5 separate regions of the Homo sapiens genome follow, and all the other regions are linked to region 1. The links are chromatin contacts, found by Hi-C or POLR2A ChIA-PET in ENCODE. All regions are on one chromosome and are shown on one strand. Each heading gives the region's core, a stretch centred on a gene start or an enhancer-like site at or near the end of the contact. The rest is flanking DNA. Distances are from core to core; before and after follow the strand shown.

The links. Hi-C counts contacts between places; a loop is a spot of excess contacts on that map. ChIA-PET counts read pairs that join two places held with the same protein, here RNA polymerase II (POLR2A). Pooled maps may share reads with other maps.
Region 2: a map of tibial artery shows a loop between it and region 1 (7-fold over the local background). The contact joins the promoter of FAH here to the promoter of MEX3B in region 1. A Hi-C loop is called at or near these places in 1 of 168 maps with a recorded cell type or tissue (tibial artery), 2 of 37 single-sample maps with no recorded cell type and 11 of 50 pooled maps.
Region 3: a loop to region 1 is called in a map of dorsolateral prefrontal cortex, with 4 times the contacts of the local background. The contact joins the promoter of ABHD17C here to the promoter of MEX3B in region 1. A Hi-C loop is called at or near these places in 3 of 168 maps with a recorded cell type or tissue (ascending aorta, dorsolateral prefrontal cortex and esophagus muscularis mucosa), 2 of 37 single-sample maps with no recorded cell type and 18 of 50 pooled maps.
Region 4: a map of endothelial cell of umbilical vein shows a loop between it and region 1 (22-fold over the local background). The contact joins the promoter of HDGFL3 here to the promoter of MEX3B in region 1. A Hi-C loop is called at or near these places in 2 of 168 maps with a recorded cell type or tissue (OCI-LY7 and endothelial cell of umbilical vein), 4 of 37 single-sample maps with no recorded cell type and 12 of 50 pooled maps. POLR2A ChIA-PET finds 5 or more read pairs at or near these places in 1 of 52 experiments (activated CD4-positive, alpha-beta T cell).
Region 5: a pooled map shows a loop between it and region 1 (7-fold over the local background). The contact joins the enhancer-like site here to the promoter of MEX3B in region 1. A Hi-C loop is called at or near these places in 3 of 37 single-sample maps with no recorded cell type and 4 of 50 pooled maps.

The regions. Positions count from the first base shown.
Region 1 is chr15:82,044,180-82,047,709 of GRCh38, forward strand. MEX3B (mex-3 RNA binding family member B) reads right to left here and starts at 1,839. Exons shown (of 2, transcript NM_032246.6): 1 at 1,271-1,839; 2 at 1-434. The coding sequence starts at 1,526. RefSeq lists silencers at 1,619-1,918, 2,769-3,088 and an enhancer at 2,142-3,088.
Region 2 is chr15:80,151,605-80,155,134 of GRCh38, forward strand. FAH (fumarylacetoacetate hydrolase) reads left to right here and starts at 1,395. Exons shown (of 14, transcript NM_000137.4): 1 at 1,395-1,531. The coding sequence starts at 1,451. RefSeq lists a silencer at 824-1,383.
Region 3 is chr15:80,693,783-80,697,312 of GRCh38, forward strand. ABHD17C (abhydrolase domain containing 17C, depalmitoylase) reads left to right here and starts at 1,528. Exons shown (of 3, transcript NM_021214.2): 1 at 1,528-2,237. The coding sequence starts at 1,648. RefSeq lists silencers at 246-540, 1,002-1,161, 1,182-1,291, 1,312-1,731, 1,822-1,871 and 1 more and an enhancer at 2,062-2,131.
Region 4 is chr15:83,205,543-83,209,072 of GRCh38, forward strand. It overlaps HDGFL3 (HDGF like 3), which reads right to left and starts at 2,281. Exons shown (of 6, transcript NM_016073.4): 1 at 1,789-2,281. The coding sequence starts at 1,872. RefSeq lists silencers at 1,539-1,988, 2,379-2,718 and an enhancer at 2,579-3,192.
Region 5 is chr15:81,021,989-81,025,518 of GRCh38, forward strand. No RefSeq gene overlaps it. Among named protein-coding and RNA genes, the nearest start is that of TLNRD1, 23 kb to the left of the region's middle. RefSeq lists enhancers at 1,362-1,511, 2,520-2,814. Within about 2 kb of position 1,568, at least 26 of the 41 ENCODE cell types and tissues checked have a DNase peak (open chromatin) inside an H3K27ac peak, as active enhancers do.

The DNA of each region.
Region 1 (3,530 bases), core at 589-3,088:
GCCGGTACGCAGAGCAATGTGCGCCTCAATCTCCTCTCGAGCGCGATCCACGTTCTCTGGCATGCCGGTCACCTCGAACACCGGCTCCTTATCCCGGCTGGGCGTCACGATGTACGTGTGCGTCTGCTGCTGGATGCGCTTGATTGTGGCGCCTTTGGGCCCCACCACGAGCCCCACCACGCGGTAGGGTACCCGCACTTGGATGGTGGTCTGCCCGGGCAGGTTGGGCGGCCCAGGCACCGCGCCGTTGAGTGCCGTGTTCTTATTCCGGGAGGCGCGGATCATGGAGAAGTGCTCGGCAGCAGAGATGATCTCCCTCCGAGCCATGGCCACATCCTCCTTCCTGCCCGTCACAACAAAGACAGGCTCCTCCCCGCGAACTGGGGTCTTGATGTAAGTATTGGTCTTCGCCCGCAGCGCTTTGATTTTACAACCTACGAACCAGGGTGCGGAGGAGGGAGTGGGAGAGAGAGACAGACACGCCCATTATCCTGGGGTAACCGCGGGGACCGGGGACAGCCCGCGTCCAGGACAGCGAGACGGCAGGACAAGAGATGGGCGGAAAGGGGGCGTCTCCCTCACTGACCTCGGGCCGCGCCACGGGCTGGGCAGCGGATCCCACCCGCGAGGCGCTCGAGGAACAGCCCATTGGCTGCCTGGCCCTCCCCCAGTGACTGCAGTCGTCCCGAACCAAACCCGAGAATCCCAGAAAAGTCATCTGGGGAGATGCCGCTGGGATCCAGCTGGGCGCGCCGTCAGCTCTGAAGACACGGGGAAGGGGCTCGGGGAAGGCAGCTGAAGTCGCGATGCCTCAGCGCTGGTCGACTGGGGGTAGGGGGTGGGGTGTGAGTCCCGGGACCCATTGTTCCTCCTCTGGGCTCCATTCCGCTTTGCAGAAATCCAGAATCCTCCTCCCATCCTATGCTCACTCCTCCTCCTTCCTCCTCCCAAAGGACTGATCAAAGGCCCCCTCCCCCAAGCATCTTACATTTAAATTGTCTTTCTGGAGGTGGGCTGGTTGGGGGGCGTTAGGGGAGAAGGCAGTGATTTTAGCAGAAGAAAGTGCATCCCGCCAGGGCAGCGGCGCGGCTCCGGGAGACAGCCTGCCTGCACTTTCTTTGTCTGGGGCGCCGGCCCATCGCGCGGCTCTTCCTCTCTCCCCAAGGCACCCCACGCCGCGGATCCCGATACTGAACACGCCTTCCCCTCGAGGCAGTGGCCTGAGACCCTACACCACCCCCACCCACCTCCCCATCCCTCCTCGACCTACCTTGCCGCCCCACGATCTCGGCGACATGCTCAGAACTGGGTACTGGCACGCACTCGGTCATGTTCACGCTCTTCTTGCGCGGCTCGCTGTCGTACAGAGAGGCGCCCTCGTCACTGTCCAGCCCCAGCAGGGAGAGCTGGTCGAGCGCGAGCTGCAGGGCTCTTTGGTCATCCAGGGTCTCTCCCCCTCCGCTGCTGCCGCCGCCGCCGCCGCCGCTGCCGTTGCGCTCCAGGTCTGCGAACAGCGAGCTGGGCATCGCTCGGCCGTGCGCGCCGCGCCCCCGCCGGCCCTCGGCTCGGCGGCGAGAAGCTGCGGCCACAAAGGCAGCCGGGAAGCGGGTGGTCAGGGGCGGGGAGGCCGGTCGCCTGCTGAGGGCTCCGTTGCTTCTTCCTCGGTGCTGGGAGGAGTGGGTCGCTCCGTGCGGTCCGCACCGGGCAGTGGCTGCAGGAGCCCCCACCTGGGTCCCCACCCCAGACCTGCTGGCGGGTGGGGTGGGGGCAGAGCTCTAGCGGTGGCCGCGCGTGCCCCCCGAGTGCCCGGCTGGCTGGCCGCAATGCCGAGCGAAAAGCGAGCAGGCGAGCGACAGAAGCGTTTCTTTAAGGAGCCCCTCCCCGGCTCCTCCACTCCCTCCCTCCCGCCCGCCCGCCCGCCCTCACTCAGCGCTTTTTCCTCCTCTCCTCCCCGCCTCTTGACTGAGCCTCTGCAGCCAGACGACTCCGGAGGGGGACGAGGGAGGCGCAACGTCACAGGCGGGAGCTGACACCACAATGCTACTGACACTATCGCTGGGGGAGGCGATTGGCGCGCGCCAGGCCGGGGGCGGGAGGAGGCCGCGGGTTGAGCGAGCGGAGAGAGAGCGCCACCCCCCACCCCCGCGCTCGCCGCAGCCCGCCCCGTCCTCCTCCCGGCCGCGCCCCTCCCCCGCCGCCGCTAACGCCTCTCTTTGTTGTCTAATGCGGGACTGGCAGGCTCGGGACACTTGGATGTACCTATCAGCCGAGGACAATCATTGTCCCTAAGTCTCCTCCCTCGCCTGACTGAGAAAAGAAAACGCGCCCAACTCTGATGCCTGGAGCCGGGCTCTAAAAGAGCGGTCCTCAGGAAGTCCCGTTAGTGGCTCCAAATAAACCATCCGTGGAGCCAAAGCTTCCTCTGTGAGAAGAGTCTGTAGTCCGCCCAAAAGGGCGACCCGAGCCCTCCGACACGGAAAACGGGACTCCAGGTCTTGGGGCGCACGGGCAGAGTGACTCCCGGCGCGGGTTGTCCACCTGCGCGGGAGCGCACGAGACACAAAAGCACACGCCCGCCCACACTGGCAACCGCGCGCGCGCGCGCCCGCGCCTGCATTTCTGTCTCCTTGGGCAGCACTTCGCCCAACTGGCCCTGAAACTGAGGATGGGAAAGCTAAAAGCTGGCTGCCGCGCGAGCTCGGCCCGCCCGGCCGCTGGCGACCTCTGGAATGCATGGCACCAGTGTCCAGCACACGCCCGGCGCCCGGGCCGAGACCCTGCGGGTTCTGACACGCGCACGAGCGCCGCGCCGCCACCGCGGGGACGCAGGCCACAGCGCCAGCGGGCGGCGCGGGCGTGCGCGCCCGCTGTTCCCATCCCTCCCCTCCGTGCCCCGCGGCCGAGCATGCGCAGTGCGCGCGAGGAGCGGGCGGGCCCTTTAAGGCGGGCGCTGCGGAGCGCGCGCCGGCCCCGCCCGCGGCCCCGCCCCGACGGGAGGTGAGCGCTCCCTGCCCGGCCGCTCTTTGTGCGCTTCTCGGGGTGGGGGTGGCGGCAGAGGGAGGTTGCGACGGCACTTGCCGGCGAGGACGGCGAGCTGCGCCCCCTCCCGGATCTCCCAGGGACCGTCTCCGAGTGCGAGAGAGAAGGAAGGAGGATTTGAGGGGCGGGCCGGGGCGGTGCGCGCTGGTCCTCTCCGCGCGCATCCCCCTCCGCCGCCCACTAGGGCGGACGCCCCTTCGGGCCCCGCGCGCTCTGCTGTCCTTTGTTCCGGGAGCCGCCGGGCTCGCCGCGCCCTTTGCGTCCCGCTGCGGATCGTTCCGCAGAGCGGCTGGGCCCGCGGTTCATAGAGTCGCCCAAGATCCTCACAGAGGGACGTCTTCCCAAAACAATGAGGCCATGCGGCCGCAGCCGCACACGGGCTGACTGGGGAGATCTCGTGGTGCCGCGGGGCGGTCCCGGGGCTCGAAGGCAGAGGCTCCCCTAGGTGTGCCCTGCCTGACCCCGGCTACAGGAACGAGCGCTGTGGGCCT
Region 2 (3,530 bases), core at 145-2,644, 1.9 Mb before region 1:
TAAAAGTGTACCTGAATCATTCACACCAACAATAACACAACGACACACTCTCCGGTGTGTTCCAAGTGTCCTGGCTGTGGCATGGTCTCAAAAAACTGCAGCTGACTGCACATGAGTGATTAGATAACACCTTGAACCCACCCTAAGATAGTCTGCCTTTCCCTTCTTTCCTGTCTTCCTTCTTTTCTTTCTCCCTCTCTCTCTTCTCCTATTTCTCTTTTATCTTTCCTTTCCTTTATCCCCCTCCCCTCCTTTCCTCTTTTTCCCTCCCTTCTCTCTCTTTCCACACACACATAACCTGTATATGCCAGGCACTATTCTAGGTGCTTCACAAATATTAATTCATTCCATTCTTATATCAACTTTGTGAAGTAGGAACTATTATCATCAACATTATACAGAGAAGGAAGCTGAGGTAGAGAAAGTTTAAGTAACTTGTCCAAGGTTGAGCATCTTGTCAACGTCATTTTACTACTGGCATGTGAAACAGGTGAGTTATATTTTTTAGAATATTAATTCTCATTAATTGAAGCCTTCCAAACAGGCCTAACTGTCCCCTTCTCTGACATACAAGTGGAAGTGTCATAGCTGGACGGAGCATCATGGTATGAAGGCAGAAAGGACGCGACTGGGTGTTCTTCTGAAGCTCAGGGAGCAGCTCTTGGGGAGAAAGTGTTTCCAGGAAGCGGACAAGAGTTCTGTTGAGCTGAAGAGCAGGGCAGCAGCCGGGGCGAGCGAGGCTGGAGTCATGCAGGGCAGAGCCTTAAATGCTAAGCTGGGGTTTGCTCTCGGTAGGACCAGCTAGCTGCCCCGAGCGGGGGCTGGAACCAGATCTCCCCCACGTGGACTCGCGGACAGGGCGGGGATCAGGACGGGGGCGGGGCCAGGGGAGGGGCGGGGCTCGGGGAGTGAGGCAAGACTGGAGGGCCTGGGACTCTCGGGTACCCGGGCCAGGGGAGGGGCGGGGCTCAGGGAGGGAGGGAGAGACTGGATGACCTGGGGCTTGCAAGGCGGGGCGAGGGGAGGGGCGGGGCGAGGGGAGGGGCGGGGCTCAGGGAGGGAGGGTGAGACTGTGGAGGACCTGGGGCTCGCGGGGTCGGGGCAAGGGGAGGGGCGGGGCTCAGGGAGGGAGGAGAGACTGGAGGACCTGAGGCCCACGGGGGCGGGGCCAGGGGCGGGGCGGGGCTCTGGAAGGGCGGGCGAGACTGTGGAGGACCTGGAGCTGGCGGGGGTCAGGGTAGGGGGGAGGGGCAGGGCTCGGGGTTCGGGGGCGGGGTGTTCACGGTGAGACCAAAAGTCAGGTAGGAGCCTCCGGGGTCCCTGCTGTGTCACCCGGACAGGCCGTGGGGGCGGGCAGGGGGGCGGGGCCGGGCCTGACCACAGCGGCCGAGTTCAGTCCTGCTCTCCGCACGCCACCTTAGGCCCGCAGCCGTGCCGGGTGCTCTTCAGCATGTCCTTCATCCCGGTGGCCGAGGATTCCGACTTCCCCATCCACAACCTGCCCTACGGCGTCTTCTCGACCAGAGGCGACGTGAGCAGTGGGGCTTTGGCGTCCGGGCGCGGGGAGGGAGTGGAGTGGAGTGGAGTGGAGTGGAGTGGAGTGGAGTGGAATGGAGTGGAATGAGGGGCGGGATGGAGGCTTGTGCCATTTTTCTCTTAAGATTCGTTCCGTGAGAGTGCCTATGGGCTCGAGTCCCGCCTCGTAACTTTCTAGCTGTGCACGTTGTTTAACTTTTCAGCCTCATTGTCCGCAGGTTTGCTGAGAATTAAATGCAAAATGAAATGAATCGTGTCACTCTCCCAGACAAGCAGAGCAAGCAGGATTCTGTTACCGGAAGCTGCAGCACACAGGCATGCTGCCTACTCCGAGGTGGTTGCGGTGTGTTTCTCTCGCCCAAGAGGCCAGGTCAGGGCTGGTGGTTCATCTCGCTGGATAGCCCCTAACCCTAGAACCCGGGAAATGATAACCCGGTATGCGTAGCAGGTCAGAGGGGCACGCGCGTTTCTTGGCTTAGAGTTGTGAGATCTAAGATGGCAAGTGTCTCTGCCTATAGCTGAAATTCTTTCAGCTCCTGGTGTGGGCTCCCTGGCATTCCCCTACTGATCAGAAGAAAGAGGGCAGGGAAACAAACTTTGACTAAGTCAGTGTAGTCTGATTGGTAGAAAGAAGTATTTGAAAACTGGGGGTTTATCAGCAAATAGATAATAAGAGGTTCCCTAGGTTGGAAAAGCAGATTCCCTTGGATTTGTTGATGATATTTTTGGCTTAGATTTCTGCTCCCAACTTTAAAGGTAAACTCCTGATTCATCTCTGTAAGCCATAGAACCCCAGAATCAGGAAATGTTTGCTAAACGAGGGGCCTGGCAGTTGGCTTCTTCTTGGAAAGTGGGGTTCCCTCCTTCCCCCATGGCTTGTCATTGGATGCAAGTGGCTGGCCTTTTGTGGGCCTGTCTGCGGTAAGTGCTTTGGTCTAGAAGAGTCAACTTGTGGTTTCACATCTGGCCGGGCTGACCAGATGTTGCAAGGATACAGAAAGTGGACACTCAATCCCCTGGAGGACACAATCTGAGGCACATTAAATCTTAACTTGTGATGGCCAACAACCTTTCTGCAGACAGAGCCCTCCCTCTGCCCTCCTCAAACACTTTGCCCTCGGCAGATGTGTCCTCCCTCACCTTTCCTGGGAGCACAAATCCATTAGACAGAAACATTTGTGAGAGGCAGGCACACCCCAGTAGGGAGCTCTGACTTGCTTTCTCAGGGGAATCGAATTAATATCCGTTAGAGTGTGGCTAGGTGTTTTCAGACACCATGTCCCGCTGTTTCAACATCAGAATGTGCAGGGCAGCCACTACAGATGTCTGGAAGAGAGAGCCCCATTCCGCTGTCCTCTGATACAGTGCTGGGGGTGGAGAGTTGGCCCTTTGGCCTTCCAGCTGAACAAGCCTCTTCTGAAGCTTTCTCTGCAGGCATTGGACATTCCAACCGTGATGGCTGCCTTGCCAGGCAAGACTAGTTGCCAAGGCAAAACCTCCCTTCCCCCATGTCAGCAGTCAGCCTTTCCTAATTTGAGTGGAATAACAATGAATCCTGCCATCACTTTATTCATTTTTTTTTATTCAGCGAATGCTTATGAACCCCAACTCTGGTCCAGATTTTGCCTGGGCTCCGAGTTGGCATCAAAGACACAGGAGACGCCTTCCTTCCATTTCTGGTTGATGGACTAGTAAGGTGTACAGGGGTGCTCTCTGTGAAGGTAGGGGTGGTGGCCTCTGAGAACGGGGTTGTAGTAGTGTGGAGCTGGTTTTGCCGGGTGCCTTGTTAAAGTCCCCGTGGTCTGGCTGTGCTGCTGCCTCCTGGCCTCTGCTTTCTCCAGCCACATTGGCTGCCTTTGAGTCTCTGAGATGTGCTAAGAGCAGCTTCCTGCCTTCAGGCCTTAGCACATGTTGTTCCTTCTGCCTGGAATACTCGTCCTTCTGCTCTCTATATGCTTGGCCCCTTCTCACTCTTTGGGACTCAGCTTAAATGT
Region 3 (3,530 bases), core at 278-2,777, 1.4 Mb before region 1:
AAACCCAGGTCCTAGCTGGGCAAGGTGGCATGTGCCGGTAGTCCTAGCTACTTGGGAGGCAGGCCGGAGGGTCATTTGAGCCCAGGAGTTGGGAGTCCAGCCTGGACAATACAGTAAGACCCTGTCTCTTAAAAAAGAAAAAATTAAAAGCGAGGTCCTGAAGGTTAATGAAATCAGTATCGGCAATTCATTTAGATGACGGTGCTCAAAATATTCGTCCTGTGGAAAGTCACAACGAAAGGTAAAATTCTCAGGACATCTGTGAGTTAAAACAACAGACCCAGCGTAGGGATTGTGCCAACCTCCCAGTCTCTAGCTGCCCTGCTGGCAGTCCAGGAAGGGTATCTCCTGTCAGTTCCTGAAAGGGAATTCTTCAGCTGCCAAATCAGGCGGGAAAAAGGAAGTATAGAAGGCTCTGTGGAAACTGGCACCAGAGCACAGTTTCAAGGCACCGAGAGTTATATTTGAAAAATCATGTAAAGGTGGCTGCCAAGATTACAGTAGATTTAAAGCAGTATAAGAATCGTTCATGACTAAGACCACTGAAAAATCCTGGACCCAAAACAACTCTAGAGACACAAACACTGTAAACGATACCTAGTATATACTTACTACCGGAAAATCTGCCACACGTGGGATTAGAAATGACAACCTCAACATGGTTTGTTGCTAAATACAGTACCCTCCTGTTCTAACAGCTGACTTTTATAGATACAGAAATGTACTAAGGGTAAAACCATGCCCTTAGAAAGGAAACGCTGTTGCTACCTATACAGAAACAGCCTCTCCTAATAAGAAACACACTGATGACCACCCTATCCCACAACCCCGGTACCCCTTACGGTGCTGAGAACTTTTGGTACTGAGCCAGTTCAGAAAGCAGCACACACGAGAGCCAAATATTTCGGGCACATTCCAACTCTTGTCCACCCCTTAGTTTCCTTTTCAGTAGACTCCCAAGAACCTCCATCCACGGGAGAAACCTGGATTTGGGGGAGGGAATCCCAGGGGGAGGGGAGGGGAGCGGTCCACCCCGGGACACATGCACCCCCTCCAGGGTCCCCTCTGCAGATCGGCCCAGCTGTCCGGGCGCAGAGCCCCCAGCCCCGGCACCCAGCTTCTCCGGGCCCCGGAGCCGCCTGGAAGCCCCCGTCGGCCGCAGGTCGAGAAGGTGCTTCCCAGGCCGGGGAAGGTGCCCGCGCCCTTGCCCGCAGCGCCCCGCCCCGATGCCCGGCTCTGCGCCGCGTCCCAGCGGCGGCGCCGCCGCGCGGTAACCCGGAAGTGGCGGCGGCGGCGGCGGCGGCGGCGGGCGTGCGGGAGCGGGAACGGGAGCGGGGGGCGGCGCGCACGAGCCGGCCATGGACGCCGCCGCCGGCTTTGTGTGCCGCGCGCGGGCCCGGGCCGCCCGCGCCTCGCCTGGGTTCCGGGGCCGCCGCTGACCCGCCCGGGCTCCGAGCGCCGCGCCCGCCGGGCCGGCCCCGCCTCCTGCCCTCCTCCGCCTCCGCCTCCTCCTGCCGCCGGGCGGGCGGGCTGCAGCCGCCCTCCGCGCTCGCCTGCCAGCTCCCTCGCCGCGCGTCCGTCCTCCGTCCTCCCGGGCCAGCCAGCCAGCCAGCCAGCCGGGCCGGCGGCGGGCACCAGGCCGTCCCGATGCCCGAGCCAGGCCCCAGGATGAACGGCTTCTCGCTGGGTGAGCTGTGCTGGCTCTTCTGCTGCCCGCCCTGCCCGAGCCGCATCGCCGCCAAGCTGGCCTTCCTGCCGCCCGAGCCCACCTACACGGTGCTGGCGCCGGAGCAGCGCGGCGCCGGCGCGTCCGCCCCGGCCCCGGCCCAGGCTACCGCCGCCGCCGCCGCGGCCCAGCCGGCACCGCAGCAGCCCGAGGAGGGCGCGGGCGCGGGGCCCGGTGCGTGCAGCCTGCACCTCAGCGAGCGCGCCGACTGGCAGTACTCGCAGCGCGAGCTGGACGCCGTCGAGGTCTTCTTCTCGCGCACGGCCCGGGACAACCGGCTCGGCTGCATGTTCGTGCGCTGCGCGCCCTCCAGCCGCTACACGCTGCTCTTCTCGCACGGCAACGCCGTGGACCTGGGCCAGATGTGCAGCTTCTACATTGGCCTCGGCTCCCGCATCAACTGCAACATCTTCTCCTACGACTACTCGGGATACGGCGTCAGCTCGGGCAAGCCCTCCGAGAAGAACCTCTACGCCGACATCGACGCCGCGTGGCAGGCGCTGCGCACCCGGTGAGCCTGCCGGGGTCGCCAGGCCTGACTTCCAGCTGTGGGGAGGCGGGGTGGGGGTCTCTTGGGGCCCCTGGGGCGGCCTGCCAGGAGAGGGGCCCCTCCTCCGGGGCTGAGGGCCAGCGGAGAGCCCCTTGGCCGCCGTAAATTCGCTTTTCTTGTCCCACCCTGGCTTGCTCCCACCCTCTCCAAAAACCGCGCCAGCCTTCAGGTTCCTGGAGAGCTCGGACTCAGAGAATTTTGCCTGCTTTGGCTCGCCTGTGTGTCGCCGGCCCACCGGCTGGGTCTTTTGTGGCTCCGGTCACCGCGAGTGGCAGAGTGTGGGTGCTTAAGTACCGGGCAGAAAGAAACAACTTGGTTCGAGTTTCGTTTGTACGAGCTGAAGTGACCTTGGGCAAGGCACATGGGTTTCTAGACTCAGTTTCCTTCCCTGTAAAGTCAGTGGGCGAGACAGGATGGCCTCTAAAAGACTTTCTGGTTGTAAAGTGCGGGCAGGACAATGTCTGGGCAACCTTGGAAACAGCTGGAGCGTCAGGTGGAGCGGGGAGTTTGCCTCCTGGTGGGGCAAAGTAGTGGCACTGTGGGGCAGGAAGTTAGCTGGTAGCTGTGGGCCTGGCACCTTCCACACGGCCTCCATAACAGTCCAGGATAAGTTTGAAACTTGCAGGGGCTGGGAAATCTCTGACCTTAAATTAGCATTCACAGAAGGACTGAAAAGTGTTTAGGGTGGGCCATCTGTGAGCCAGGCACAAACTGGGGGCATGGTTTAGGGGTTAGACCTGGTTGTTTTATAACAAGCAAACCAAAAACCTGACTTTTATTCACTATTAGACAAAAGTCTTATACATGTGCAGGTCAGGTTACCTGTTTGTGCTCCAGTTTGGGTATCTGTGACCTTTCCGACCTGCCTCATAGCAGTGATGGTGAAAATAACCTGAGGCCATGTCTATGATGAGATTTGATTTCTTCAGATGAAAGAGTCCCCAGAGGAAGTACACCGGGCATTATTGTCGCCATGGACCCTTCTATAGTTTTTATCTAAAACCTGTTTGCTTATGCACATCACCAACGTTAATGATTTTTTTTTTTCATTCGTACTCACGCATATGTTCCTAAGTGACTCCTTGCCTGTCTGGGAAAATGGCTTGTCCAACAGGGAAGTACTTAATATTTGCTCTATGTTGCATGTTTATGCCCTCCTGAAGTCCTGAAGGGGATGCCCTCATTGGGATTATAGCTTTTCGAAAGTGGCTTAGGCAGATGAGAATGTATCATATGCAGATGCATTGGGTCAGA
Region 4 (3,530 bases), core at 1,031-3,530, 1.2 Mb after region 1:
ACAGGTGGCCAACCTGTACAGGCAACATATTAATGAAATTTTAAGTCTATTTTCTTTTTGACTATCAGAAGATATTTTTCAAAGGGAAGATTTTAAAAAGCCATTATGGTACTAGGAAATGACCAACTAGTAACGGTAACCTTTAATTGGCTTTGACTGTGTTTATACACATATGGCCCTAAAGCTATACATTTCTTACTTGGCAAACAGATTCGGGGATTTTCTGAAGTCACAAATATATTCAGGGACTCCTAAAGTCACAAATCTTGCCTCTCTAAGCAATACTGTATTACAGCATAAAAAATAACCAGTTATTCTACCTTAAAAACTTTGCCTTATCTTAAGGACAATCTACAGTTCAGATGCGAAGCTATTTTCAGTCTACTGGAACCTGAATAAGACTGTTTTTTCCTCTTGATATCTGAGGTTGTTAGTGTTGGAAAGGATCCTAGAGATGATTTTATAGTTGCAGCAATGGATATGCAGACAGTTGAAATGATTAGTCCATAACAGAGCCTGAACCAGACACCAGGTCCCCCAATTCCTGGCCTAGTGTTCTTTCCATTTGACAATCATGCCAAACCAAATATTTAAAAAGTGATTATGTCCATCCATTACTTCAACTTCACTAAATTTCAGTCTGGCCACTCGTGATGTCACTTCCTTTTGTGAATGGGTGTATTTTTTTTTCTTGATCTTGCTATCTTCACTTGACTACAATACAACATTTTAGAGCTCACACTATATTTATGCCAATTTTCTCCATGACTGTTTCCGTTCCTAAAGAATACCAATATAATCTCTAGAATGCCTTGACCCTCCTTTTCACAAGATTTCTTATTTCAAGCAATCAACTGCCAACCATACAAAAATAAAAATAAAAAGGATTTCTTCTAAAACACAAAGCACACATGGCAGTGTTGTGTGTCTTCCTCAAAGAGCTTAATAAAAATTGTGAATGCTATGTATTACATGCAGACGCTTTCTAGAAAAAGAGCCCAACGACAACCTTGTTATGTAGGAAGAGAGAGCTATTGTGGACTGTAGCAGGAGGCCAAGAATAAGGTTTGAGATTCTACCTAAAACAAATATGGAGGTGGAAAGGCACAAGAAGCTTGCTGGACCCACCAGTCAGAGGTAGGCTGCAAGCTCTCGGCTATCAGAGGTCGGTTTAAAAGAACGATGGGCACCAGAGAGGCACGTACCCCAGGACAATGATAGGGCAGGCGGGGCACCGGGAATCGCGCTCAGGGAAAACTCAACAAGTCTAGAAGGCAAAGAGATGGATGAATGACTGCCAAGAGGCTCCCGCTGGCCTCTGGATGACCACTACCACTTTCCAGGATTTACTGCCCGCCGGCACTCGCCGGCTCGCGGACAGCCGCTCACCCCGCTGCCGTACCTGCCCCGACGTTCGCCCGGGACCCAGGGTATCCACCAATGACCCTGCCCGGAGCCGAAGCCTCCGTCGCAGGCCCGCTGCCCGGCGGCGTGGCTTCCCGGTCGGCACCGGCTTTCCAGGAGGAAGGCAGCGTCGGGCCTGCGGGGGCCGGACCCGCCTTCGAAAGTGGGCGGAAGGATGGCCGCCCTGGCGGAGTGCGGGCGAGGCCGGGAGCCCTTGCCTCAGCCCCGGCCCGGTCTTCTTCGTGCCGCGCCGCCCTCAGCCCTCACCACAGCCGGCCGCGAGCTGCGGGCTCGGGGCTGAGGCGATGGGGAAAGGGGGCGGGCGCGCCATCATGAAGGGGAAAATGGTGGGCGGGCGGGCCCGCGCGCGGCCGCGGTACTCACCCGGGCCGGCCAGTGCGGGTAGCCCTTCATCTTGGCGAAGACCAGGTCGCCCGCTTTGTACTCGCGGGGCCGCGGACGCGCCATCCCAGCCGCTCCCCTTCCTGGTAGTCCTTGGTCGCCGCGAAGATGCCGGGAGGCCGCCCCCCCGCGGGCCGACGAATTGCGCCGCGCTCCCCGCGGGCCTCAAGCCGGGCGGACGAGCGGCCGCTCCGACGAGGGGAAGCGGCGAGGCGGCGGCTGAGGCAAGGGGTGGGCGGGGGGCGCAGCAGGCCCGGCAAATCACGGCCCGGCAGCGGGGGAGGGGAGCCCCCGGCCGTTCGGCGCTCGCCCGCGTCCGGCCGCGCCAAGGTCCCCGCCGCCGCCGCCGCCGCCGCCGCGCGCGCTGCTCACCAGCGCCGCGTCGCCTGCCTCATGCCGCCGCTGCCGGTCTCCCTCCCGGGCTCCCGGGCGCGGCGCGAGCGCCGGGCCTCGCGTCTGCTCCGAATTCCTTCTCGGGCAGCGACCGCAAACACGATCTTATTATTGTTCTCGCGCGCGCTCAGCATCCCCCCCCCGCCCCGCTTCCCGCTTCCCGCTCCCCTCCCCTTCCCTCCCGCGCGGGCCGGTTAATTCCTAGGTACACGGCCGGCTTTCGCGGAGAAACCGAGCGCGCCAGCCCGGCTTCTCGGCTGGCGGGCGGGCGGTGGGCGCGTCCTCCCCCAGCACCGAAGCCCGCGCCGGGCGGGCGGGAGTGCCTACTCCGGAGGACGCCCGCCGCCTGCTCTCTTTTGTTCTTGGCCCGGAGCTGCCTGCCGCAGCCCAGCCAATCACCACCCGGCCGCCCCCTTCCCCTCCCGTCCGTGCCACTCTGGGGGTTCTCCCCACTCGCGCCCCCCGCTCCCACGCCCACCTCCCGCTGACTCGACCCTCTCCTGGCTACCCCCAGCCAGCCACTTCCGCGGCTGCTCTCTGGTGAGTGGGGGACAAAGGCGCTCCAGGCCTGGGGGACGGCGGCGCGAGGGGACCCTCTGCTGGGCACCAAGCTGCCGGAAAGAGCACCGCTCCGGAGTCAGCGACCTTATTGGATTCTTGCCCCAGGTCTGCCCTTAACAATGCAGTGTGACCCACCTAGGGCGAGCTATTTAATCGGAGTCATGGGAGGTTTTCTCATTTGCTGAGTGGCACAGACGGGATTCGAACCTGTATCCACATGAGTCCAAAGTCCATAAGCGATTATGTTTCTCTCTGTGTGCGTTTTCTAGGCCTGCAGTGTTTGTGAAAAGGACTTGCACTGGCCGGTCACTTGTTTCCAATCCTGGCAACCTTTTGGACAACGTTTTTGAAATTAGCATCCCTTTCTGGAGATGTATGTACATATACAGTTCATTAGCTCTAGAACATGTTCATTTACCACTATTTTACTCTAAATTCCCTAGCTGGCTGCTTTCAAAGACATTTTGAGAGTAGGAATCTTCCTAACACTCTCTTTTGTGAGGAGTAAGTAGAATAATTCAAGGAATCGTTTGGAGTCTGTCCAATGAACGAATGCTGCTTCTTTAATCATGCTGTAACCCACCTCCTTTAAGGGGTCAGCTGGCATAGCTCCTAAATGCTGCTTTCTGTGGCCCTCACCTTGTCACACGGACAGTTCTCATTTGTGTCTGTTCTCTCTCCCTTTTACAGAAGCTACAGTTTTCCCCACCATCCGCCCCCCTCTCTGGCCTTGTAGAATGGTGTGTGTGTGTTTTAACTCCTGCTCTTGT
Region 5 (3,530 bases), core at 318-2,817, 1.0 Mb before region 1:
TCATCCTTCTGAGTAGCTGGAACTACAGGTGCAGGCTACCACATGGGGCTAATTTTTATATATTGCAGATTAATTTTGCAGATTGATAATTTACCACCAGCATGTGAATGACTCATACATATAGTCTTCATCTTCACAGATTAGCTTCTATTTTTTTTGTAGAGATGGGTTTCACCATGTTGCCCAGGCTGGTCTTGAACTTGTGGGCTCAAGCCTTCTGCCTGCCTTGGACTACAGAAGTGCTGGGATTATAGGCGTGAGCCACTGCACCCAGCCCTGTATACTTTAAATCATATCTAGATTACTTATAATACCTACTACAATGTAGATGTTATGTAAATAATTGTTATACCGTGTTGTTTAGGGAATAATGACAATATAAAAAAGTCTCTACTTGTTCAGTTCAGACATCAGACATCATTTTTTCTTTTCTTTTCTTTTCTTTCTTTCTTTCTTTTTTTTTTTTTTTTTTAAAGAGTCTCACTCTGTTGCCCAGGCTGGAGTGCAGTGGTGGATCTTGGCTCACTGCAACCTCTACCTCCTGGGTTCAAGGGATTCTCCTGCTTCAGCCTCCTGAGTAGCTAGGACTACAGGCATGCACCATCATGCCCAGCTAATTTTTGTATTTTTAATGGAGACGGGGTTTCACCATGTTGCCCAGGCTGGTCTTGAACTCCTGACCTCAAGCGATCCACCTGCCTTGGCCTCCAATAGTGCTGGGATTACAGGTATGAGCCACCACACCCAGCCCAGACATCATTTTTTCTTTCAAATATTTTCTGTCTGCAGTTCGTTGAACCCACAGATATGGAGCCCACAGATACAGAGGGCTGACTGTATACATTAACTCATTTAATCCTCATGATAACCCTAGGCGCGTTGGCTCACACCTGTAATCCCAGCACTCTGGGAGGCCAAGGCGGGTGGATTACCTGAGGTCAGGAGTTTGAGACCAGCCTGGCCAACATGGTGAAACCCCGTCTCTACTAAAAAATACAAAAAATTAGCCGGGTATGGTGGCAGGCACCTGTAATCTAAGGTACTTGGGAGGCTGAGGCAGGAGAATCGCCTGAACCCCAGAGGCGGAGGTTGCAGTGAGCCAAGATTGCGCCATTACACTCCAGCCTGGGCAACAAGAGCAAAACTCCATCTCAAAAAAAAAAAAAAGAACGTAAGGAAGCAAAAAATGTGAGGGAGTTTTTACGCATGGAGGGTTAATAAACTCAAGATGGCAGGGGTTCACAAAAGCCCATAGAACATACTGTCTATTTATTGGGCTCTTGCTATGTACTACACACTTTACATACATCCTCATTTCATACAGTACCTTGATGAAATATGCACATTTAAGAATCAGAGTCTAACAGACCTTAGGCAAGTTGTCCGAGGTCGTACAGCGGATGGGTGGCAGAGCCAGAATTTGGACCCAGGACTCTTTTGACTCCAGCATTTGCAATCTCAAATAGTGTTTCATCGGCCTTTTTATGGCTTGTGGATGACTATTGTTGTGAGGAGGATCAACGGTGCAGGGTCAGAAATGCAGTTTTGACTCCTATTGTTGGCAGTCAAATTACTGCTTGCTTCTGCTAATTTGCTTCCTGTCCTGCTTAGGCTGCAACCAGGGCAGAGTTTCGTTCGCTCCCTGGGCAGCTGTCCTGCCAGCATTACCTCATTCCATCTTGAACCCTCCCGCAGCCCAACAGGGAAGGGCTGAGAAGCACGTGGCCCAGGACAGAAGGCCAGGAACGAACTGCCTCACCAGGGACTCTAGCCTTGATTCTCTGAAAAAATGTGGTTTGCTCAGAGAAGCTTTTACCCAAGAGGAAGGAAAACTACGGCAATCGAGTTTCAGCTGACCTTAAAACCCCTGTGATCTTAGTCCCCGTCATTTAGTGAATTCTGCATATTACTCAGCTTCTCCATTGTGTAGCTGGAGGAAATATTCATGCTGTGTCATCTTTGGTAGTCAGTGGGCAGTTTTCTCCCTGCCGAGTTTACTTTTTTTGCATTTTGAAGTTCAAGATCAGGTTGGGTGTTTGAGTGATCTACGTCTGGGAGCCAGAGGAGGTTTTGTATTCAATGGTGACCAGCATGTGTTCCCAGCCTAAGCATGAATGAAAACAGTTCAGAACATTTTTTTCCTCTCCAGCTCCTTTCAAGGGGCACGTGCCCATAAGGCCAACCCTGAATGATTTGGGCAAGTAAGTATGGACAGCCAAACTCAGAGGAGAGAGGAATTGGATGAGGCTAATGTCAAGGTCTTATCGGGAAGGCTAAAGAAACCTGAGTTGGTCCTGGGAAGAATGAGCAAGATGGAGTGGGCTTGGGCTTTCTCTCCTGCTTGGGGTTGCAGGCAGAAGCCACAAGAGTGTGCTGACAATGAGGGAGGAGGGGACCATCTGGCTGGAGAATTGGCTCATTAGGGAGCACAGACTGGACGAAGTTGGAAGGGACGTGTGGCCTGATTTTTAAAAGGGCGGCCTGAGTGCCATGCAGAGAAGCTGCATTTTATCGCGGACTTGATGATGGTGGACTGGAAGTTTAAAAGGAGGATTATGATGAAAGCAGAGATCCAGAGCAAACACTTTAAAGGAGCTGGATGGGACAGACAGGAAGCAGGGAGCCCAGAGAGGCCATGATTTCATTCATAACAGGTCTGAGGGGTTGAGGCCCTGACTGGGGAAGTTAAGCAGGATGGGAGGAGACAAACGCCAGCCACACAGAAGAAAGATCCTACGAAGCCAGACTGTGGTGGAGGCAGGGGGAAGGAGGGGTTGGACACCTCCGAGGTGCTGCTGCGAAATCACTAACAGAAAAGAGGCTTTGATTTAGAGGTGAATGGTAAACTTTTCCTTTTTCTAAGTAAACTTTTAATTCAAGCGTAACATATATACAAGTGCACAAATCATGGGTATAAATGTCGATGAATCTTCGCACAGTGGACACACTTGTGAAACCAGCAGCTAGATCAGGAAACAACACAACCATCACTGCAGACCCGCTTTCCCTGTGTCCCCTTCCTTTTCCTCATGCCTTCTGCCAAGGATGCCGCCACCCTGACTTCTAAATACCTTGTTTTTCATTCAGTATGTTGTGAAATTCATCCATGTTGTTGCATACACTTGCAGTTCATCCTTTCCCAATATTGCACAGTATTTCACTACGTAAATGTAATACAACTCTTTTATCTCGTCTGTTGTTGGGAGACATTTGAGTTGTTCCCAGGTCAGCGCTGTTAGGAACAGGGCTTCTGTGAGCACAGTTGTGAACGTGTGCTCCTAGCCTACATGAACGTATGTCTCTTGGTTGTGTACCAAGGAGTAGGCTTTCTGGGTCGTAGGGCAGGCACATATTCAGTTTGCATAGACATTGTCAAACACACACATGGGATTTTGTTTTGTTTTGTTTTTGAGACAGAGTCTCAGTCTGTTGCCCAGGCTGGAGAGCAGTGGACCCATCTTGGCCCACTGCAACCTCTGCCTCCTGGGTTCAAGTAATTCTTATGCTTCAGCCTCCCAAAAAGCTGGGAT